3 separate regions of the Homo sapiens genome follow, and all the other regions are linked to region 3. The links are chromatin loops, found by intact Hi-C in ENCODE. Cell type or tissue: CD4-positive, alpha-beta T cell. All regions are shown on one strand. Links, peaks and the distances in the headings refer to the core of each region. The heading gives the core; the rest is flanking DNA.

Region 1 (4,738 bases), core at 1,000-3,499, 190 kb after region 3:
TCTCGGTGGGAAGGATGTTAGAAAGGACGCAAGGGCCAAAAGGTTGTAGGGTGGAGCCGAAGGGCCTCTTTTGCTTCAACTGTGGCCCTAGGTTTGAGACAGCCATTTATGCGACACGTCTGAGGCCACTCCAGGCCTCCCTGGCCACCCTGGAGCTGGCCCATGAGGGCGGCTTGCAGGACCTCAGACTCTTCCTTACTTTCCCAAAGAGGGGCCATTTCAAAGGCAGCAGCAGCCTCCCAGCTCAGTCTGCAGCGAGCAGCTCAAGATAGGCACCGCTTCTCTTAGGGGAGAGTCACTTCCCTTTCCAAGTCAAGAAAGGAGTTTTGGCTTTACAAGAAACCCACTCTCTTGGTGTGGGACAGTCAGGCCTGCGGGGCTGAGCCGTTCTGCCTTCGTCTGGCCTCACACAGGGCTCAGAGCACTGCCCCAACCCTCCCCCAACCAGGAAAAGCAGTGCAAGCTGAGTCCAGAAGGTTCTCAGGGTTTGAGTGGCACAGCAGCTGTTGAACAACTGCTTAACAGTTCCAGAGCGTACTCAGGTCCCTGAAGACATGAAGCCCATAGCCCAAAGAGCAGAGCTGAGGGAGATGGAGTTCCAAAATTTACCCCTCCTTCCCCACCACTCCCAGCACTGCCTAGAATGCTCTAAAGCACCTCCAGCTCCCTGCTGTCTCCACCCTCCTCCCCAGCAGCTTCCTTGTGCTGGGAGGTATGTGTGTGATCTCTACTTTCCAGCAGTTTCTTGGCAGTCCTTGCCCAAGGCCACATCGCTGACCAAATTGGACTTGAACCCAGATCCCAGCCGGGAATGGAGTCTGCTTTCATTCTAGGGGCACCTCACTGATTTACCACAAGGGACAGATGCCACCTGGGATCAAATATTATCTATAACCATGTGAAGGGCAAGAGGCCAAGCTCTCTGAGAGGCCACATTGCCCTGTCTCCCTGTCCCTCTGGGCAGAGTCCTGGGCTCATCCTTCCCCAGGGGACTCCAGACAGGCTTGGAAACACCTTCTGGATTGGAAGGAAGAAAGCTTAGCCGGGGAGGCCGGGAGGCCTGGCTGTGAGTTCCAACTTCCGCAGTTCTCAGCAACACTCATATTTAGAACGAGGGGGTTGGATGAAGTTACAGTTTGCATCCTGCCCTCCCATCTCGGATTTTTTTTAAGTCTGTGAAAGATGGAGTGAGAGAAAAGAGTCCCCCAGGTGAGGCAGCTCCTCTCCCTGATTGATACAGGGCTGTCATGGGCTATGACACGTGGGCCAACTCCATGAAGTTGGTCTGCAAAGAACAAAGATGAGATCTTTGGTGTTGACAAGAGAACAGAAGTCCCCAGGAAAAGAGCTAAAGTTACTAAACTAAGAAACAATGAAAGCCTTTCGGTGCTTCACTTGGCAAAATTTCAGGCCAGATTCTTATTTTGGGGAGCCTCGTATTCTGGTGGCACTGAACAGGCTCAGGTGTCAGGAATGAGTTATTTAGAAACTGTGGCTAAGCTCAGAAAAGACTGTGAGGTTTTGCCTCAACATGAAAAGAGGAACTTGAGTTAAAATAGGCAGAGATCAATAACTGCTAAAGCTTCCCCGAAGGGCTCTGAGTCTGCTTAATTGGGCATGAGTGTGCACTTGGTCCTCAGTGGACGTCTGCTGTCATTTACTCTTGGAGGTAGATTTTCGAAGGTGAGTCCACCTGGGAGAATCCTATGAGAATTCCCCTTTAATTCACCTTGAAGGAAAACCTCTTCAGACCACCTAGGTCCACAGCTCCCTGTACCATGTCAGCTACTGCGGAGGTCACAGATCTAGTGCCGGGGTCAGGAGCAGAGAAGTCCAGCAGAGCCGCCCATCTTCTCTGAAAGCTGCCCGCCCACTGTCCTGGCTAAGCGGAGACCTTAAGGAGGCACGCTGCCCCCACGACTCTGTCCCCATCTCTGAGAGGCAGAGGGGGGTACCTGCTCCAAGACAGCCGATTCATACACAGACTGGCAGCCCCTGAGTGGCTCATGCGGAGAAAGCCGTGGAGGCTGAGCCATCAGACTCCTTCTTAGGACTGGGGACTGAGAAGGGAGGCTGCTGGCTGGGAAGAGCGGCCCCACAGAGAAGAGCTGATCCATGGGAGAAGCTGCGTGCAGACCCCATGCTCTTCTGGTTCCAAGGCCCTAGGGCGGCCTTCTCCTTCCTGGCTCTGCACATCTCCACAAAGGCTGCCCACCCCTTACCCCTTACAGAGTCAGCCAAGGCGAGTTTCTGTTCCCTGCACCACCACCACCCCCTGCCCAGTAGCCTGATGAGGCCCCGGATTTCATCAGCAGTTCCCAGGGTCACAAGATGTCACAGTAGCAAGAGTATGATGGTGACAGAGAGGGGCAAACCGGAGACGCAGTCTACACATTTACAGGCGGCGGGTGCCGACTCTACTAGAAGCCACAGAGTCATGTCTTTTCCAGTCATACTTAAAGTTTTCTTCACTTTGAAGGAAGAGAAGAAACCACAAAGGGAAAAAAGATCAAAAGCATCGACCAACTTTTAACTTAAGAGAGTTTGCCGACTCCTCTCAGCAAACCACCTATCACAGATGCCAACTCTGCCAGAAAAGCTCATGCCCTCCTAGACTTGAAAAAAATGGTAGAGGTCATTGAGGCCAACTGCCTGCCCCAGACAGGGCTCCCCTCCGCTGCTCACATCCCACACATGGTGAAGAGCCCCTGTCAGAGACAGACATTCCCATGGCAAATAGCTGCCAAGCGCTGGAAAGGACCTTCTCGTACTAGGTGTGCCAACATCTGCTCCTGGTGACTGCTAAGAACCAGGCCAAACCTGCGGGCGCCCTAGGCCAGTGGAAAGCCTTCAGCAGATGTGCCTTAGAGGCTGCAGTGGACTCAGGGGCAGGAGGATGAGGCAGCCGGCAGCAATGCCAGCCTAACTACGCAGGGAGTGGTTCTGCTTGAGCCTAAACTCGCATCTCCTAAGGAGGCCTCGCAGCAAATGCCCCTGGACCGGGCTGCATCACACATGCCCCTTGGGCCTCTCTCAATCACATCGCTCCTCGAAGCAATTCCTTCCATCCTCATAAGCTGTCTTCCTGAGGGGCGTTCTGCTCACCACGCTCTCCCTCTTGACAACTTCTGGAGGATTTTTGCCTCCAGGGACTTGCCTGTGGTCTCCCCACACCTTGAGTCCAGCTCCCTGTCTACTACTGCATCCTAGTTAGCACAAAATGAATCATTCCCTTCAAGCTTTGAAACTGAAGAGTGTACCCTGCCTCTCCCCTCCCACTTCCACTTTCTTTTCAAACAAACTCCTCCAACGCCGTCATTGCTCTTCCATGACATGATATCCAAACCTTTGTCGACCCCGGCTACTCTGCTTGGGACGTGGATGCACTGCTGTGCCTCTTACTCTAGTCCCTGAGAACTGAGCATCTCTCTCTCTCTCTCTCTGTCACGTGCACACACACACACACACACACACACCCGGGATGTGGAAACTTTGTCTCCTTCCTTCTTGCCACCTCCATGTGCTCTTCATGTAGCCAGATAACAATAGCTTTCCTGGCTTCCACACACTCAGTTGTCACATTTTGTGGCGAAACAAAGGCTTTAGTAAACCGTGCTTAGGGTGGCCTTCCCGGGCTTGGACGGGTGCAGCTGATTTTTGTTTTTAAATTTAACTGCAGCCTGGCGGGGTGGCTCATGCCTATAATCCCAGAACTTTGGGAGGCCGAGGTGGGCAGATCATTCGCTGTCAGGAGTTTAAGACCAGCCTGGCCAACATGGAGAAACCCCATCTGTACCAAAAATACAAAAATCAGCCGGGCATGGTGGCGGGCACCTATAATCCCAGCTACTAGGGAGACTGAGGCAGGGGAATCACTTGAACCTGGGAGGTGGAGGTTGCAGGGAGCCGACATGGCGCCACTGCACTCCAGCCTGGGTGACAAGAGTGAAACTCTGTCTCAAAAATAAAAAATATTAAAAAATGAACTGCAAGTTTTGCACATTTTGACTTTGCTTGGTGAAATCAGATGCAGTGAGCACCAGCCTCGGACAGAACAGAGTTCTACAAATGGAAAGGCACTGTTTTGTGCTAGTCTCGCAGCCCCTCAGAAAACACGGTCTGTTCTCCTGTAAGTTCACCTCCCTTCTCTCCCTCCTGAGCCACTTCCTCTCTCTCCTTTGAGAGACTGAAGACAACAGTCGGCCAAGCCACAGCCCCTCCTTTCCCTTCATCTCTGGACAGTCTGCTTCACCTTCGTTTCCTCTTCACACCTATGGACCACAAATAGCCTGTGGCATGCAACTCCGTCATGTCACAGAGCAGGGTCACTTGGAGGGCCCCAGTTTACCAGCTAAGCCACCCCATGGACACCTGGGAGGAAGCCAGGCTCAGCCAGGCCTTCACGTCCGGCTACCTGCGCGTGCACTTCCTTCCTCATCGTTTACACCCTTTCTCTGCCAGTATCGGCTGAAGTCAGGTTCAGATTTCTAGGTTTATAAAGGACTCACCTGAACAGTGAATTTATCATCTTCATTGGGCAGAATTCTGTAAGTGTAAACGCAATTCCGATACCTGAAATAGATCAAAGACTTTATTAGAACCCATGCAGGAAGACCCGGTTTCCTCTTAACTGAAAAGACAAGACTTCCTGACACAGCTTGAGGAATCTGGACACAAAGTCTCCGAATTTCGGAGCTGACCGTTCTCTTAAGATGGAGGTGAGTCCTGACGTCCAGCA
Region 2 (4,738 bases), core at 993-3,492, 180 kb before region 3:
CTGAGCCCCAGCCCAGTACTCGGGCCAAGTCGTTCCCTGTGCCGAGCGGCAGCACTCCCAGCTGACACTAAGGAAACATGGGGGACGATGCGCAGGCAAACACCTGGGGGCAGGGGCCACTTCCCAGCCCGCAGCCCTCCTTGTCCCCCACCGTGAGGGTTACGTTAGCAATGTGGGGACGTGACCTAAAACCACGCAGCTTACACATTACAGGCAGAGCCCACTGGAGGGGACAGATGGCATTTTCCTTGGCAATGAGACAGAAACATGACTGCCCTTGAGATAAGATGCTGCTTCTGGGAGAAATGGATGAGCCACAGGTCCATCTCTCAGCTGTCATCACATCTTGATGGTCAGCCCCTCACACCCTCTCTGATCTGTCTCCCAAATCCCTCTGCTTCCCATTTTCACCACCGTGACCACAGCCCCAAGGAATCACTCTGATGCCTCGCCACCCGTCCCTCCATCCACTACAGCATCTCACTCACTAATGCCAAATTCTTCTTCCAAAAACATCACTAGTATCACTTCTCTCCTCTAAATCCTATCCAAAAAAGGTGCCAGGACCATCCTCAGTCTGGAGGCTACCCTGGAGCCTTGCCAGAGCTCAGCCTCTGCCCGCCTGCCTGCTGTTCCAGGAAGAGACCTCATGCATTACTCAGGCCTCACCCTCCACCTGGATTCCCATTTCAGAGCTCCAATGAGATCCCACTACACCATTCCATTGCTTAGGAGGCCTCTTAAAATGCCCACTGCCCAGAGCTCACCAGCCTTTGACTCTGACAACAGAGTGACCAGGGCCATGAAGGCTGCGGTGGAGTGTGTGGGGAGGCGTTACTGTCCTTGAGGCAGGAAACCTGCCGTGGTCCAGCCTACAGCACCGTACAGCCCTCTGCCCACCAGGTGGAGGTGACCATGCTTGAGGCCCTGCCGCCTGTGGGGACAGCAAACACCAGGGAAGGTCCTGCCTCACCAAGGGGACATTTGGCAGTAGGGGAGGCAGGAGCGAGCAGGCCAGGACACCGGAGCCGACACACTAGATGGAGAGAACCCAGTGCTGAAGGGTGCCCAGAGGGTCTGAGGACTCCGCGAGGGCTTCCTGGAGCCTTAAAGGAAAAGGAGAGCAGCGCACAGCAGGCATGGATGGTGCTCCAGGCAGGGAGACACCACTGGGAGGGGGCAAGGCAGAGCTCAGTGAAGAGGAGGACAGCGAGGAAACAGGAGGCAGACAGGCAGAGAAGCAAGCAGGAGGCAAAGCTGGGACTCTTAAAGGTCTGGACTTTTCCCAGAAGCATCGTGCTTGGGGGGTGCACAGGCAGAAATGCCCCGGGAAAGGTCGCCTGGGTGAGCTGCAGATGGACAGAGGCCAGGGTACTGTGGGTGGCAGGACTGAGGACACAATTAGTGAGAAACAGGCAGGAGGAAGAGACGGACGAACCAAGAACAACTGTCCGATTTCCTGGCTCAGACATCTAGATGGATGATGTTTTCAGACTCGAAGGAAAGGAACGCAGGGTGGGGGCTGAACGTGGTGTAGTGTTGGAAACTCGAGGCACTAGGAGACATCCAGAGAGGCCCAAGGCTCAGCTATCAATTGAGGCGCCCCCAGGAGAGAGACGACAGCAGAAGCCCTGCAAGTCGCTGAGCGTTCAAAAGCGAAGGAGGAGAGGCCCCAGCAAGGCTCTGAGGACACAGCGTTAAGGGAAGGGTAAGGAGGGAGAGGCCACCATGGAGCAGTAGCAGCCAGGAAGACAAGAAACCCCGAGGCGGCAGGGGCCCAGCGAAGGCATGGCCACCACATCAGGTGTCAAAGAGACGCAGGGGAGAGAAATGTGTGCTGACCTTGGCTGAACGTATGAAAATCAGCCACAAGGTTCCACTGTCTTCCTAACTAGTGACAGTGAACTTGCAAGTAATACACAAAATCAAAAATTAGAGTAGTCTATGCTAATCCACCAGCAGGCGGCACCACTTCTCCTCCTGAGCCACTGGCCTCACGGCCCGAGCTGTCAAATCCACCCACCTGGAAATACTACCAAGTGAGCAGAGCTGGGTAGGCACCACAGAATCACTGAAAAATACATCCACGTCACACAGAAGACTGAATTTTTTAAAAATGGGGCCATAATAAACATAAGAAAATACAGATGCAAATCTTAATCTTGGGGTGTAGGCAGCTGCAAATATGACAGACGTTGACAAAAATCATGAAAGAAAAGACCACCCCCCAAAAAGGATGTTGAACTGACAAACGACAAACCGGGAAAAAAATATCTGCAGTGACAGATAAGAAGTTAATGTAACAATAATCCTCACACACCCATTTTTAAAGGAAAAAAAGGTGAATACTCAAAGAGAAAATGAGGCAAAAAAAAATATGAACAGGTGATTTATTTAAAACTTCATAACCAACTGAGGAGGCGTTCAACTTCACCAGGAATTAAAGAAGTAAAGGTCAGACATTTTTTGGTCTACTTAGCTGGACAAAAACTAAAGAGATGAACAGCTTGGATGGTGCACGGGGAAAGACAGCTTTAAAGGCATCAGGCATGGAAGCTGGCACAGCCCTGAGGAAAGGCAGTTTGTCAGCACATTTCAATACTTAAGCTTGGGTGCGCTCAGAGAGGAGACCACTGGGAAGTGATCTCCGTGCTCACACATGGAGGTGAGCTGGCCCTGGGCTCCCGGGTGTGTCCAGTGGAAAACGACACACAGATGCCTACTTACAGACACAGGCACAAGGTGTCTGCAACATCTTAATTAGTGGTTTTTTAAAAGCAGTAACAGGCCGGGCGCGGTGGCTCATGCCTGTAATCCCAGCACTTTGGGAGGCCAAGGTGGGCGGATCATGAGGTCAAGAGATCGAGACCATCCTGGCCAACATGGAGAAACCCTGTCTCTACTAAAAATACAAAAATTAGCTGGGCGTGGTAGCGTGCGCCTGTAATCCCAGCTATTTAGGAGGCTGAGGCAGGAGAATCACTTGAACCGGGGAGGCAGAGGTTGTAGTGAGCCGAGATCGCACCACTGCACTCCAGCCCAGCAACAGAGCAAGACTCCACCTCAAAAAAACAAAAACAAAAACAACAACAACAAAAGCAGTAACAGAATAGCCCGTTTAAATTACAAGTGCACTGTGCATTGTATGTACTGTGATCAAGAGAGGTCAGAGACAGCAAAATGTTGGCACTGGCTGATCACCTGGGGAGGCCGTGGCTTGGTGTGGAAATTAAATGACTATATGAACATTTTTATACACAATCAGGAAAATCTATTTTTATTTTAATACAAAAAACTAAGTCCAATGAACCATGACTCTGACTTGAGAAACTCAAGTATACTGCCGTCCCCTTCTCACAAGCAAGAGGCCTCAAGACAAAAATTACCCAGTAAAGCAACAGCCCCACCCAGCCCTGCTCCCCATGTGGGTCCTTTGTGGGCAATTCTTTTCGTAGCTCCCTTCAGGTCCCCCTCATACATCATGGCCAGAGCCCCCGGGCCTCCACAATGCCAGGGGGTGGCCCAGGCTCTCCCCTCTCTGCCCTGGCCACCAAACTGCACACTCCCCAAAACCACCAATGGTTTCTGGCCTGAGAACAGGTGCTCCGAGATGAACAGGAGCTGAGACTGCATGATTTCCCTCTAACCTCCGCACCCTCTCTGCTCCTGGCTGGGCTCCCTCCTGTCCTGGTACCTGTTTATGAAGGTTGAGGCTGTCGATTTCGGAGAGGACCCAGCCAACACTTCCATCCCCGCCACAAACCAGAATCCGGAATGTGTCAAACTTCTGGAATAACCGTAAGCTGCAGAGAAAAGAGAAAGGCCGTGAAATGACATCCATTCCACAGGACAAATGACAGGCTTGTCAGTACGGGGCTGAGGGGCCACCTGTGCTCCTCATGGCTGACCTGCACCAGAGGCAGAGCACGCACAGGCCCTGCCACGTGACACCAGCCGCCTCCACTCAGGGTCCACTTTGTCAAAGGGACGACAGCAGCACTGGGGTCCAGCCAACTGCTCCCACCAGCCACGCCCCACCCAGCGACAAGACCACTCAGCTTGGTGAGCCACTGCACGCTCTGCAGACATCACAGGCAAAGTGGTGGGCCAAAACTGCATCCCCTGCCAGGCTCACGGGCACAGCCTGCCGTGGCCCCTAACCATGTGAGCCCACCCTGCGTCACTGTCCCTGCCCCATCCACATGTGGCCCCTGCCAGCCTTCCCAGCATGCCCTCTGGGCTGCCTGCATCACCCTGCACCCTCAGTCTTGGCACTCCCCGGCCCTGGGCCACAGTCTGGCTTCCGCCCTGGCCCTTGTTCTGGTCACCCTGGAGCCCCAGGCTGCCTGACCTGCTGCGGGCTGCGTGTCCCCACTGCAGCACATATGCCTGGGCCCACTCAGTCCTCCGGTGATGTGACCCACGCCTCCTACCCTCCTAACTCCTCGGTTTCCTTCCTTCCTGGGCTCCCCCTGCCCCTGCCCAGCAGCGTCCCCACTCAGGAGACCAGTGCCGCTTCTGCTCACTCCTCATCCTCTTCCTGTGTGACCACATCCAGTTTCAAGGACCACACAGGTGACTCTGGATCAACAGCCCCCAGGCCACTCCTGAAAGCCAACACTTGCACCTGTCCTCCAGAACACACCACTCTGGTATCCCAGGGCACATCCAACAGGACACATCCCTACTCGGAGAATGGTAGCTCGACCACCAACCCAGTCCAGAGGCCAGACCCACC
Region 3 (2,500 bases), core at 1-2,500:
ACAACCTTTTGAGGTAAATATCATTATTGCCATTTATAAATGAGGAAACTGAGGTATAGTGAGATTCTTGAAATGTCAAAGTTTACATAACATTAGTAACTTTAATTTACTAAAGCTTGACATAGAAGTCTTGGCTGTGACAAATTTTTAACATGGTCAAAGTCTCATCCACTAACTCCCCTTCTCAGAATCATTTTTGTCTCTCATTCAAGTCCTAAATTCAGAAACTCCCTAACTCCTAACCCTGACCTTACTCTCTCTTCTTTGATAAATTTCACTTCTAACTATGGCTATGCCTGCTAGGTGGAGGACCCCTAATGTAGAACTCTAGCAATGCTACTGAGCTGCAATCAAGAATTCTGCTGAAATTTCTCGTAAGTTTTTACCACGGTGGTAATTCTCAAAATGAAGGAAAGTCCTCTAGGCAGTATAGCAGAATCTTGGGAAGGGATGTGGGTATAGCTTAAAAAGTGCATTACACTCTTGATTTTATACCTGGAAGATGAAAAATAAGTTTTACAGGGCAAATTACCAAAAATACAATTTATCCAAATTGTCTTAGCTGGTAGAGACAACTGTGAACTAACTCTCTTTGAGGAAAAACCAGAATCTCGGTATAAGGTGTGTGAGTACCACTACTCTATGATTAAAGCACTTGTTGACTGTCTGAAATCTACTTTCTATAACTTCAGGTCCCAGTTCTGCAAGGTGGAGATAAAAACTTGACTTAGGGTCACAGGGAGAGGAAAACACCACCTGTTATCAGGGATTCATCACTATAGCTGAAAGGAAAGGTCTTTAATAGCTCAAACAGAGTCTCTCTCTGTCACCCAGGCTGGAGGGCAGTGACATCATCTCGGCTCACTGCAATCTCCGCTTCCTGTGTTCAAGCGATTCTCCTGTCTCAGCCTCCTGAGTAGCCGGGATTACAGCCACCTGCCACTACATCCAGCTAATTTTTGTGTTTTTAGTAGTAGAGACAGGGTTTTGCCATGTTGGCCAGGCTGATCTTGAACTCCTGACCTCAGGTGATCCACCTGCCTTGGCCTCCCAAAGTGCTGGGATTACAGGCAGCAGCCACCGTGCCCAGCCCTGAGTGCATCTTATGAAGCAGCCACTGTGCCTGACCACAGGGACACGTGGCAGCATAAGGGAAGGAGGCAGAGTGTGAAGAGCTATCTCAAAACAGTGTGCTACATATGGCCCAGGTAAACCACAGCTGCCTGAAGCAGGAAGATGAGGGACATCTAAGCTGGGGAGGCAGGAAGTGGGTAATGACGCAGGAAGGCTTCTAGGAGGAGAGGCTACCTAAGCAAAGTAATGAAGACTCCTCAGGTCCCACATCTGCAATCACATGATACCTCCAAGTGCACAGCCCTAGGAAGATGCTTCAAAGGGTGGGCTAGGGAATGAGGACAGCATTTTCACTAGGAAATGTGCATTACCCCCCGTCCACTGCACTGCTCAGGGGCTCTTCCTTGGCATCACCACACATCTCCCCAACTTCTCCCTCCAGCAGCCTCTCAGCTGACGTGAACATGCAACCTAGCAGCATCCAGCTCACCTGGGGCCCCCAACACCCTCACACTGCTGTCAAGCTCCATGGCATAAGCCAAACAATTCTGCTTAAAGTAAATGTGAGACAGAAACAATACAAAAAGGACAGCTTATTTTTTCTTAATAGAAACCGGAAAATTAGAAAATACAGGTAAGTATAAAATGAGAAATCAAAAACCATAATCTCACCACCCCCAAAAATAAACACCAGTAACAGTACATATAATTCCTTCCAGTCATTTTTTTAAAAAAGTATACAAAATTGGGATCATCTGTATGAAAACATTTTGTGTCCTATTTTCGGTTATATTAATTTTAGGCATTTTCCACAGCACTAAGTATTCTTTTCGTTTTGCTTTTGAGGCAGAGTCTTGCTCTGCTGCCCAGGCTAGAGCCTAGTGGCATGATATTGGCTCACTGCAACTTCCACCTCCCGGGTTCAAGCGATTCTCCTGCCTCAGCCTCCTGAGTAGCTGGGATTACAGGCATCCGCTACCACACCCGGCTAATTTTCGTATTTTTATTAGAGACGGGGTTTCACCATGTTGGCCAGGCTGGTCTCGAATTCCTAACCTCAAGTGATTCACCTTCCTTGGCCTCCCAAAGTGCTAGGATTACAGTGTGCGCCACCACACCAGGCCAATCTTACACCTTCTAACAGTATTTTTATATCCATTTACAGTATTTTTGTATCCATTAAGTAATCTCTCTTTAACCTCCTTCCCCACTACTCTTCCCATGCTCTAGTAACCACAGTTATACTCTGTATCTCTAGGAGAACATTTTTCTTTTAGCCCCACATGTAGAAGCACGCAGTATCTGCCTTCCTGTGCCTGGCTTATTTCACTTAATATACTGTCCTCCAGTTCCATCCAAGTGGTTGTAAATAACATGATTTAATTCATTTTTATAGCGAATAATATTCCATTGTGTGTGTGTACAG

The links. Hi-C counts contacts between places; a loop is a spot of excess contacts. Peaks named below come from ENCODE experiments on the same cell type or tissue, not always from the same donor. Only the 100,000 strongest peaks of a DNase experiment are listed, where the experiment ranks them.
Region 1: it touches region 3 in a loop (2.5-fold over the local background); 32 of 110 quality-filtered maps call a loop at or near these places.
Region 2: a loop joins it to region 3, with 4 times the contacts of the local background. A loop is called at or near these places in 29 of 110 quality-filtered maps.

Annotation. Positions count from the first base shown.
Region 1 is chr2:233,079,169-233,083,906 of GRCh38, reverse strand. INPP5D (inositol polyphosphate-5-phosphatase D) reads right to left here. Exons shown (of 27, transcript NM_001017915.3): 2 at 4,509-4,572. Among named protein-coding and RNA genes, the nearest start is that of INPP5D, 21 kb to the right of the region's middle. RefSeq lists enhancers at 1,454-1,603, 2,114-2,203. In CD4-positive, alpha-beta T cell, for the core only: no CTCF peak of the experiment used is centred there; DNase peaks (open chromatin) are centred at 2,456 and 3,456; H3K4me3 peaks cover 934 bases; H3K27ac peaks cover 2,500 bases.
Region 2 is chr2:233,440,952-233,445,689 of GRCh38, reverse strand. DGKD (diacylglycerol kinase delta) reads right to left here. Exons shown (of 30, transcript NM_152879.3): 10 at 3,695-3,803; 11 at 1-67. Among named protein-coding and RNA genes, the nearest start is that of DGKD, 89 kb to the right of the region's middle. RefSeq lists enhancers at 1,932-1,981, 2,002-2,111. In CD4-positive, alpha-beta T cell, for the core only: CTCF peaks have their summits at 1,741 and 1,941 (motif pointing right); a DNase peak (open chromatin) is centred at 1,979.
Region 3 is chr2:233,266,766-233,269,265 of GRCh38, reverse strand. The region is part of intron 5 of ATG16L1 (autophagy related 16 like 1); the gene reads right to left. Among named protein-coding and RNA genes, the nearest start is that of ATG16L1, 16 kb to the right of the region's middle. In CD4-positive, alpha-beta T cell, for the core only: no CTCF peak of the experiment used is centred there; DNase peaks (open chromatin) are centred at 855 and 1,265; H3K4me3 peaks cover 846 bases; H3K27ac peaks cover 2,459 bases.